2 separate regions of the Homo sapiens genome follow, and region 2 is linked to region 1. A link is an interaction called in ENCODE POLR2A ChIA-PET data of the cell type or tissue named here. Cell type or tissue: CD4-positive, alpha-beta T cell. All regions are shown on one strand. Each heading gives the region's core, and the rest is flanking DNA. Links, peaks and the distances in the headings are about the cores only. Region 1 overlaps LOC107985948 (a long non-coding RNA gene). Region 2 has its middle 94 kb from the start of NXPH2.

Region 1 (5,385 bases), core at 132-5,131:
CAGGCAACAGTTTGCCATTTGGAACCAACCCGAAAGCCAGCAAAAGCATGATGGGCCATCTGCTCATTCTTCCTTTCTCATTCTCAAGAATTTAAAACAATTATTTCCATTCATATAGCTTTTTACTTTCAAAGCATTTACCAATTGCTGTGCATATAATTTCATTTATCAACTTAAGCTTTCCACTAAAATAAAAATAGATAATTCAGGAGAAAGTGAAAATCTACCATGTGTCTTATCCAGTGATATCACCATTTTTTTTTTTCTTTCATGGAGAACCAAAGAACAGGGACATCAAATGCCCCTCAGTGATAAAGCACATGACTTCAGTAAGTAATGTTTTGCTTTCCCTGCCCTGGCCGAGTTCCTATGCCCTCATGAGCTAAAGATGGTTCAAACTCAGAATAGGGAGGAGAGTAATTGGAAAAACAAGAATGTTAGATATAAGAGAGAACTATTGCTTGCCGTTGAGGGTTGGGGAGAGAACATATGCTCAACTTTATGCCAAATATGTGCAGTAACACAAAAGTCCATTTTAAATTTAGAGATCTGATAGTACAGCATATCTGGGTTCCATGCTGGGTGAAGCCCAGGAAGATAGCAAACTTCACGGAGAAATCTTTCTGTCATCACGGGCAGCTACTGTAGAGTAAAACTGTCACTTCTAATATTGCGTAGCCAAGCCTGAAGGAGAAGGAAGGGGCCACAGAGGACACTACACCCCAAGCTGTGTATTTCTACAGGCTCAAGTGTGTCTGAGACAGCATTCCAAAGATTCCTCCCACTGTACCTACTGCCACCCAAATGGGTGCTGTGAAAGGTCTGAGAGGACACTGGTCCTCAATGGATCTCGTATTTATGATGAGGAAATGCAGCCCTAGAGGGCAGGACTGCTGGGGTACCCTAAACTCTCTAAAGTCCTTTTCTGATCACATCTTCTAACTATCCTCACTTTGTAAAATTCTTCCATTGTGAATTTTAAAAGTTCTTGTCTATTATCATTAAAAACATCGGTATTCTCAATCCCCTATGTTCCAGAACCTGGCCCTGTTTTGAGGATACCATTTTCCCCATAGCCCTTTCAAATGATAGCTCTTAGCCCATTGCATTGTCATGTGCTGTGCTTGAAGGAAGGATGGTGTCCTCTTATCTCTTCATTGTCATTTCCTTCCTATCTTCTCTTCTTTCTCCATGAAAAAATCGACTTTGAATCTCAGGCCATCAGGCTATCCCAAATACCAGTCCTCCTTGTTTCTGTTATTAACTCATACTTGGAGACCATTTTCTCTTGATTTTTGAGGATTTTTGATCCTGGCTCATTGTCACTCTTTTTATACCACTCCTGCTTTTTGGTAATTTCAATTTCCCTCCAACCTAATGTTACCCTGCTAATATCCTGGCTTCTAAGTCACTGACCTCCTTTCTTCCTATGTTCCTCTCATCTATGTTTTCCAGCCATTCGCTCACATTTGCTCTCTTGTCTTACCCTAACCATGTGCCCTCCATATTTTCCATTCCCAGTATCACATTCTGCTATGTTTCCAGCCCACTCCCTCCAGGAACTCCTCTCCAACCTCCCTTTGACCTCATCAGAATCTACAATTTCTCCATGATATCAATGTTACACTTTTCCTGGCTTGCCTTCAATTCAATCCTCTTTTAATCCAGCTTAAATTCTGGTGACCAATAATTATAATCCCTCCCTTGCATGAATTTTTTGTCACTCTCTCACTTCATCATAGGCAAAAACACAGCCCTACTTAAATCTAACTCTTTGTCTACTCCATGCCTGCAACTGTGCAACTGAATACGACTGAAGAAAAGCGTAAAACCGTGATGAATGGCCTCACTTTAAATTCATGACCACTAATCTCAAGTGGGCTCTTAATGTTAACTGGAAAATATATTTCCATATCCATTTCTCTCCCACTCTACCAGTGGAGTATGTCATATTTTTAGTTCTTTCCTTAAATCTTTAATACCTCTTCCCCTATCCTTATTAGTTGATGACTTGGTTCCTTCTTCTCAGCAACATACTTTACTGATAAAATAAAAGCAACCAGAAAAGAACTTCTGCAAACTCCAGCCACATCTACTCGCTTGCCTGCACCTGTACCTATTATACTCTACTTTTCCTTCTGGTACTGATATGGTTCCGATGACTGGAGGAACACCAGTGTTCTTAGTCTCATACCGATTTTGATAAAATGACACAGACACACATGGAGTGGTTTTAAGGAGCAGAGAGTTTAATAAGAAAGAAGGAGGAAGCTCCCCCATACAGAGACAGAGGGAGGGGAACTCCAAAGCTGAAAGAGGAAACTCTGTGTGCTGTGGAAAAGTGGCTGCTTATCTAAGGAGGCTGGAGGAGGAAGTGACTGATTTGTATAGGGCTCAGGATATTGGTTTGACTAGGCATGGTAGCCGGCAAAAAAATCTGGCCCTCCCACTCTAGCTTTTTAATATGTAAATGCAGGCCACCATGATGTTCTACCCACGTGGGGATATATGGGGGCAGCCATGTTGCCAGGCACATGTTGGGCCAAGGGCAAGAAGAATGCAGGAATCACCATGTTTGGGTGGACCCAGTTTCTAATGGCCAGCATGGCCCATCTAAGAGCTGGGGCTTTCCTGCTAGACAACAAACATTTCTGGAGCTGCTTTAAAAGAAACAAAAACTTCCCAAGGAACCCTTTTCCTCTCTATCTGCCAAAAGTAACTTCTTAATAACTCCTATAACAGTACCATAGATGCAATGTCCATGCTTCTAGCTGATGTGAGTGTCTCTACTTGTGCACCAAGTCCCAACTCCTCTGTGCTGTCTGAAGACATCACGGCAGCAATTATCCCCTCTTTTTCCCAAACCATGATTTTCTCTTCTCTATTAAGTCTTTTTCACCAACATAATAACTTGCTTTTTATTCTTCTACCTTCTTTTTACCTCTACTTCATTCTCGAGCCACTATTTATTTCTGCCTTTCCCTTTACAGAAAATTTCCTGGAAAGTGTTTTCTATATTTGCTGGGATTCATTTTCTTTCATAATTCTTCCTTGATTCCACCCCATGTTTTCTCCACACCACTCCATTAATGTTGCTCTTGGCAGCCCCATCAGTCTGCTCTTGGCAGACCTCAGATCCAGTGGTAAGTCCTTGGTGCTCAACTTATTCCATCTACTAGCAGTATTTTACATGTTCTATCTTGAAACACATTCTTCAATTGACTTTCAGGACACCCCCACCCCTGATGTTTTGCCTCACACCTCATTTGCCACTACTTTTTAAACTTCTTTTTGAGTTTTTCCTCATCTCCCTGACCTCTTAATGGTGGAGTACCAAGGACTTCATTTTGGAATTTTTATTTTCCTGTTTATGCTCACTTTCATTCTCTTGGGGCTTTACATACTGCTTAAGTACTGTTGATATGCTGACAACTCTAGAATCTCTCTCTCTCTCTCTCTCTGTCTATGAATTCTAGATTCATAGAAGCAACTACCTATGTCACATCCCCTGTTAAATGTCTAATAGGCTTACCAAGTTTAATGTGTCTAAATATTAAGCTTCTGATCTTCCTGACCCCAACCCCAAGCAAATATCTTCTATCTCATCTTTGCCCCATTTCAAATAATGCCATTCTTCCAGAAACTCTGGCCAGAAACCTTGAATTCTTCCTGGAGTCCTTTCTATTTCTCACATCCTATCCCAAAATGATGCTAAATCTTTTCCACCTCTTTTCCTGAATGTCCTTTACCCAGAAAACCCATGACTCTCTTCTTCACCTCCATTGGATTTTTACTTAAATGCCACTCTGAGGCCTTCCCTGACCTTGTATTTAAAATTTCAACCCCCTATTCTCAACACGTACTATCCACTTCCCTGCATTATTTTTCTCTGTTGCATATATCCCCACTAAAAAAAATGTTATTTATTTATTTTGTTTATTGTCTGTTTGTCTCTCCCATCCTTCCACTGCAATATTATACATTCTTTGAAGACAGGACATTTTTTTTATTTGCTTACTGCTCTATCCCCAGTACCTAAAACAACACAACACATGGTAGGAACTCACTAATAGTTATAGAATGTGTTAGGAATACCTCTTTCAAGTAACCATTTTGAGGCTTGCATCCCCATCACCCATCCTGAATATCACAAGGTTTCTTGTCTACTCCATGAGCGATAGGACCCCTTTGCTTTCCTGCTGAGAGTGAAGCAGTTCTCAGAGGGGAAGCCCAGTAATGTACTCTTGCATGAAAGAAAGCCTGTGGTTTTGATGTGTTAAGGCCTTGGGTATGATGGTTTGCTAGCATTAAGGTGGTGGTGAATAATTCCCTTCCTTCCTGCAATGCAGCATTTTGGGAGATAACAACATCTTATTTTCAGTCTGAATCATTTCTCATGACCTGTTCATTTTTAGCCGCATGCTCATTCTTCTGTATACCATAGTCATAGGTTTTTGTTCATCTCTGCACTGCCCTGCCCCACCCCACCCACCTTTTCTAAAGTCAGCCTCGATCAGCCAGGGTCCCACTAGAAGTACAGAACCCACTCTGAGGAGTTAAAACAAACACAGAGAATTGTTTCCACAGCTATATAGAATGCAGGGAGGATGCTGAGAAAGCATCCAGTACAGAGGGAGGCAAACCAGAAATGAGTGATGGTAGGAAGCTCCTACCCTAAGTCTGAAGGGACCAGAAGGGAGTGTTGTTACTGGAGCACTGGGGTGACAGTCACCTGGTGAAAAATGGAATCAGGGCAGTTCATCACAGGGTTTTCTGGAGACCCAGAGGAGAAACAGTGGCTCCTGGGAATCACACCCTAAATGCAGAAGAGGGAATTTCTCCCTCCTTCCCACCCACATCCAATCTTCCATTAGTACCTTTCTTGGCATAGGATCCTGGAAAACACAGTCTGCAGGGGTCAGCTAGCCTTCTCCCTCCACTGCTTCCCCACCCTTTGTGATACATAGCAGAGCAGGGGGAAATTTGAGAAACAGATCTGAAGGTAAACAGCTCCATGAACAGGCATACAAGTTGGGATTTTGGTCATTTCTAGCAGTCAGAAGTTAATTACCCCAGAAGATCTGAAGATGCCTATAAGAATCTTCAAGATATGAAGTACAACCAAGCTTACACTTAACAGCTTGGGGTAAGGTGGTGAGGTTTTGTTGTGGAGTGCTGACAGAAACTTAGGATAGTGCAGAAGGGGAGGGAGAGGAGGGCCTCCAGCTTTGAGGCTGTTTCAGTTCCCACTAGGGTCATCCCTCTCTCACTAACAGACCCATTCAGTGGGAGGTTGTGTCTGGGACTTGGGCACCAACACTCAGTTTCCCACTCACTTCCAGTGTTCACAGTTGTTGGCAAACTTCCTTCGCATTAGTGGGGCTC
Region 2 (5,385 bases), core at 59-5,058, 850 kb after region 1:
ACTTGAGATTAGGGAGTGGTGACTCTTAACGAGCATGCTGCCTTCAAGCATCTGTTTAACAAAGCACATCTTGCACCGCCCTTAATCCATTCAACCCTGAGTGGATACAGCACATGTTTCAGAGAGCACAGCGTTGGGGGTAAGGTCACAGATCAATAGGATCCCAAGGCAGAAGAATTTTACTTAGTACAGAACAAAATGAAAAGTCTCCCATGTCTACCTATTTCTACACAGACACAGCAACCATCCGATTTCTCAATCTTTTCCCCACCTTTCTCCCCTTTCTATTCCACAAAACTGCCATTGTCATCATGGCCCGTTCTCAATGAGCTGTTGGGTACACCTCCCAGACGGGGTGGTGGCCGGGCAGAGAGGCTCCTCACTTCCCAGTAGGGGCGGCTGGGCAGAGGCGCCCCACACCTCCCAGACTGGGCGGCTGGCCGGGCGGGGGGCTGACCCCCCCACCTCCCAGACGGGAGAGGGAGAGGGAGAGGGGAGAGGGAGAGGGGAGAGGGAGAGGGAGAGGGAGAGGGAGAGGGAGAGGGAGAGGGAGAGGGAGAGGGAGAGGGAGAGGGAGAGGGAGAGGGAGAGGGAGAGGGAGAGGGAGAGGGAGAGGGTCCTCTGCCTAGGAAAACCAGAGACCTTTGTTCACTTGTTTATCTGCTGACCCTCCCTCCACTATTGTCCTGTGATCCTGCCAAATCCCCCTCTGCGAGAAACACCCAAGAATGATCAATTAAAAAAAAAAAACAACAAAACCTCAAGGAGAACAAGTTGGTGAAATATCTCTCCATCATTTCAGGAATAATTGATTTGCACTCTGACACAAACCGGTCCTGTATTTAACATATTAGAAACATGGCAATCCTCAGATATTCTGTTTAAAAGAAAAGATGCAATCTAATATGGGCAATGGATACATAGGTGTTTGCTGTATGATTCCCTCTACTTTGGTATGTTAGAGATTTGGGGTTATGGTTCTTGTTAAAACGAAGTAAGCACAGTCTACTCTGTCTCTGCCACCAAAACAAATAAAATCTCTGGAAAGAAAAAAAGAAAAAAAATAAAATAAAATGAGAATAGGGCAGAAATATTTATTTTATTAATATAATATGATTTTTAAAAGAGAACATTTCTAGTTTGTAACCTATACTTAAACCTTAAGTATATAAAATTGTAGGTTTTACACTATACACCTGAAAATATAAATCATATGATATTACTAGTCACTTAGTGTTGCTTTAAATAGATATAAATGCAAGCTGTTATGCTACCTAATGTTAGGTCTTATATTAAGAAAAACACAGTATCTAATTTTGGTCAGCATAAAATGGTTTTAACCTTGAACAACATTTATATATAATTGATATAATAAATTAGAAAATGACTTTTAGAAGTTTCAACGAAGGTTAAAATTAACAGAATAATAAGAGTCACACTTCTGGTTAAAATGTGAAACAGAAAATTTGAGTAAATATACTTAGAAGTGTCTCTTAAAAGTAAAAAAATTATTTTATAGAATAAGTTTTTCTAATTACAATATATTTGCAAGCACCTTCCAAAAGTCTTTATTATCTTCAGCAATCAGGTAAAAATTTAGCTATGAGCAAAATGCAGCCCTTATGGTGATTTTTCACAATAGCTGTTTTTAAAGTAATACTGCAGTTTTGCTAGGCTAGCAAATTACCTTGCATGCACTGCACATTACATATATCCCACGGGAATTTTCCTACCAATCAGTGGAGAGAGTACAAGCCTAGTGCATGTATCAGTAACAATTTAGGCCCTCTCTTCTAGTTTAGGCCTGCAGCTCCAGAGGCCCCAGTGATAAACAACTTAGTCTGGGAGAAACTATAACACACCTGTACTTCAGCCAATGAATGAGACAACATCAAAAACACCCACCAAATTCTTCCCAGTGTAATGAATCGTTACAAAAAGGCTTTACCTTATTTTCTATGTAACAAATATATGTCAGTTATCCAATTTTTGCTTATGTCAGGCATTGCAGATTGTTTTTGTTTTAAAGTAAAAATTAGTGATTTAACTATGCTCCTAAACAAAATTTGTTATATATGTTTATATACTCACTGCAGTCTGCTTGAGGTTATTATCCTTGGTTCTTTGTTTCTTTGAACACCTCTTTATCCTGTACTAATACATGTTTTGAAAGGTTCAAATGCCTTGGTAGAAATTGTCTAAAAACAGGAAGAATACTTAAAAAGCTTTTGTTTATGCATTTCTCATAAGCAATTATGAAACAAAGTGCTTATAGTATATGATGTCAGAATTTAGTAATTTAGTCTTTATTCTTGATTTACTCTTTCCTAATCAAGTCTGTGTATACAAAAAGTGGTGGATCTTTGCTCTCACATTATGACTACAAGCAAATTTTCTCTGCCTTGAGTGTTTTAGCATTGAGTCTGCAGCACACACATTTAGCCTCACATTTTGCCACTACCCAATTTTGTCCAGTTTTGTTTTATGCATGTTAGTTTTATTACTTCAATTTATTAGCGAGTGTTTTTAAAGCTAAGAATCAAATCTGAGATGTTTTTAGCATCTCTCAGCATATTTAGCATAATGCCAGCCTCATAGCAAACATTAAAGACCTATTTGTTGATTGACAGTAATCTAAACATAGTTAACATTTCTAATCTATGTCTACTTATGTGCCACTGGACAAAGATAGATCATCAATTTAGCAAAGAACCAAATAGAAATCAGGTTGGTTGACACAACTGGGTCAAATTTAAAATTTTGAATTTGACAGGTTTAAATAGCTCTACTCCTACTCATCATAATTCCTCATGATACATTTAGATTGAAAAGAGCACCTCCTCTCTGTCTCTCTTTCTCTTTTTATTCCCATTCTTTATTCAGTTCTAAATCTTGGCTTAATGATTGAGAAAAGATCATTCTTTCTCAAACCTTCACTGATAAAACCTCTCTCTCTTGATAACAATGGCTGAAAAAAATGGAAGGATCTGGCCTGTGATATCTGATAATTACTTTGGGTTATAAGAAAGAAGGCTTTATTTTTTACTTTATTTTATCATTTAATTATTTCCCTGTTGTAGTGCACATCTGATAATTTAGCTTGTCTGGTACCTCTTAATCCAGCTAACGGAGTTCCCATTGTCGTTTTGTGAAATGTTTCTTCCATATTCTCAAGACTAAATTTTTCTTCTTCTTTACTCCATAAGTAGGCTCATGACCCAGGCCTGACCAACCAGAATGCCAGTTATTGGGTAGGGATAAAGCATAGATTTTTTTTGTCCAATGAGAAACTGGTTTGGATCTTCTGCTTGAACCACTGGGAGAGAAGAGATTTCTTTCTGGCAGGGCTGTTGAGGTGGAGGATTATATGCCTGGGGTTAGCTCGTCACCTTTGTCAACACATGATGTTTTCCAAAAATTAGTTAACACCAAAGAAAGAAGAATCGAGAAATAGCAAGAAACAGATTTTATGTGACTTAGTTTGAACACTTTGCAATATTAGTAATAAACTCCCTTTTTAGCTGAGGCCTGTTTGAGTTGAAGTTTCGTTATTCAAAACTGAAATAGTTCCGCCTAATTCAAGTGCATAAAAAGAAACTCTTTCTCATAAAAATAAGCTACTATGTCTTGGCTTAATGTTTTTTTCCTATTATGTTAAAAGTAACAGGTTTATCCTGTCCAGCACTATAGTGGGTGGGATAGAATTGGTTAGAAGTTCACGTTTTGTTGCATGGCCTAGTTTTAACAAGCCTAAGTATTAGGTTTAATATTGCTAACACTAACAAGGTCTGCTATACCAGGTGTAACAATTGCTTGATGCTCAGTTTTATTTCCAAGATACTATGAATAAATTTATTACATTAAAAAGAATATGAAACCGATAGGTTGTTTCCATACTAAAAGTTTTTAATTTATTTATTTTTATTTTTAATTTTACTTTAAGTTTCAGGTTATATGTGGAGAATGTGCAGATTTGTTACATAGGTATAAATGTGCCATGGTGGTTTGCTGCACCTATCAACCCGTTATCTAGGTTTTAAGCCCCACATGCATCTGGTATTTGTCCTAATGCTCTTCCTCCCCTTATTCCCCAGCCCCCAACAGGCCCCGGTATGTGATGTTCCCCTCCCTGTATCCATGTGTTCTCATTGTTCAACTCCCTGCAAAGGACATGATCTCATTCTTTTTTATGGCTGCATAGTATGCCATGGTGTATATGTGTCACATTTTCTTTATCCAGTTAAAAGACTTTTTAAATGTGGACATAATTTGTGAGTATAGCAGTGTTGCCTAAACATGTTTACCCTTCAGTGCAATGGCTGTGCAAATTTTCATCACCTGGAGTAACTACCTATACTTTAAATAGGTCAGTATTTTTTACTGGCTCAGTCCTGCAAGAGGATAGAAGAGGATGTGCTAGTGGCAGCAATGACTAAACACTTGGTCTCATTACACTTTCAGCTTTCTGTGTTTGCAGAAGGCCAGGTACTTTTCATCAAAGAAGTGAAGTTAAATGAAAATGTATTACACCAAGAAACTTACTTTCTAGGAGAAATTTCTAGAAAGAGATTCTGTGGTAGTAAATAATATAGAAAAACTAAGGGAAGGGTATTATAAAGAATTACCAAAAGTACATCTATGCAGTTCTAAAGAGAGACAAATATAACTAGGTGATGACAGTTACATTTGAAATACAATCTGAATCACACATGACATTTAAAATTTTCTAGTAGCCATGCTAAAAATAGCAAAAGAGGGAAATTAATTTTATAATATATTGTATTTTACCTACTGTATCCAACTCTATTAATCTGTTTTCATGCTACTGATAAAGACATACCCAAGACTGGGTCATTTATAAGGAAAAAGAGGTTTAATGGACTCACAGTTCCACGTGGCTGGGGAGGCATCACAATCATGGTGGAAAATGAAAGGCACCTCTCACACAGTGGCAGATAAGTGAAGGGAACTTGTACAGGGAAACTCCCCTTCATAAAACCATCAGACCTTGTGAGACTTACTCACTATCACGAGAATAGCATGGGAAAGACCTGCCCCTGTGATTCAGTTACCTCCCACTGGGTCCCTCCCACAACACATGGGAATCATGAGAGCTACAATTTAAGATGAGATTTGGGTGGGGACACAGCCAAACCATATTACCAATATATCATCCTTTCAACATGAAATTAATATAAAAATTGAGATACTTTACATTTCTTTTCATGTTTGGTTGTCAATATTCAGCATGCATTTTGTAGTTACAGCAAATCTCTAGCCACATGGTAATAGTCACATGTTCTAATAGTTACCATAACGGACAGAGCTGCATTAGAGAATGAGGAAAGATAAAATTCATCCTAGCTAGTTTCTGAACTTTAAATT

Evidence for each region. ChIA-PET counts read pairs that join two places held together with the same protein. Peaks named below come from ENCODE experiments on the same cell type or tissue, not always from the same donor. Only the 100,000 strongest peaks of a DNase experiment are listed, where the experiment ranks them.
Region 2: POLR2A ChIA-PET joins it to region 1 with 8 read pairs; 2 of 35 experiments call an interaction of 5 or more read pairs at or near these places.

What each region holds. Positions count from the first base shown.
Region 1 is chr2:138,026,320-138,031,704 of GRCh38, forward strand. All of the region lies in intron 2 of LOC107985948 (a long non-coding RNA gene), which reads right to left. Among named protein-coding and RNA genes, the nearest start is that of HNMT, 65 kb to the left of the region's middle. In CD4-positive, alpha-beta T cell, for the core only: no CTCF peak of the experiment used is centred there; a DNase peak (open chromatin) is centred at 2,342.
Region 2 is chr2:138,871,883-138,877,267 of GRCh38, forward strand. No RefSeq gene overlaps it. Among named protein-coding and RNA genes, the nearest start is that of NXPH2, 94 kb to the left of the region's middle. In CD4-positive, alpha-beta T cell, for the core only: no CTCF peak of the experiment used is centred there; no DNase peak of the experiment used is centred there.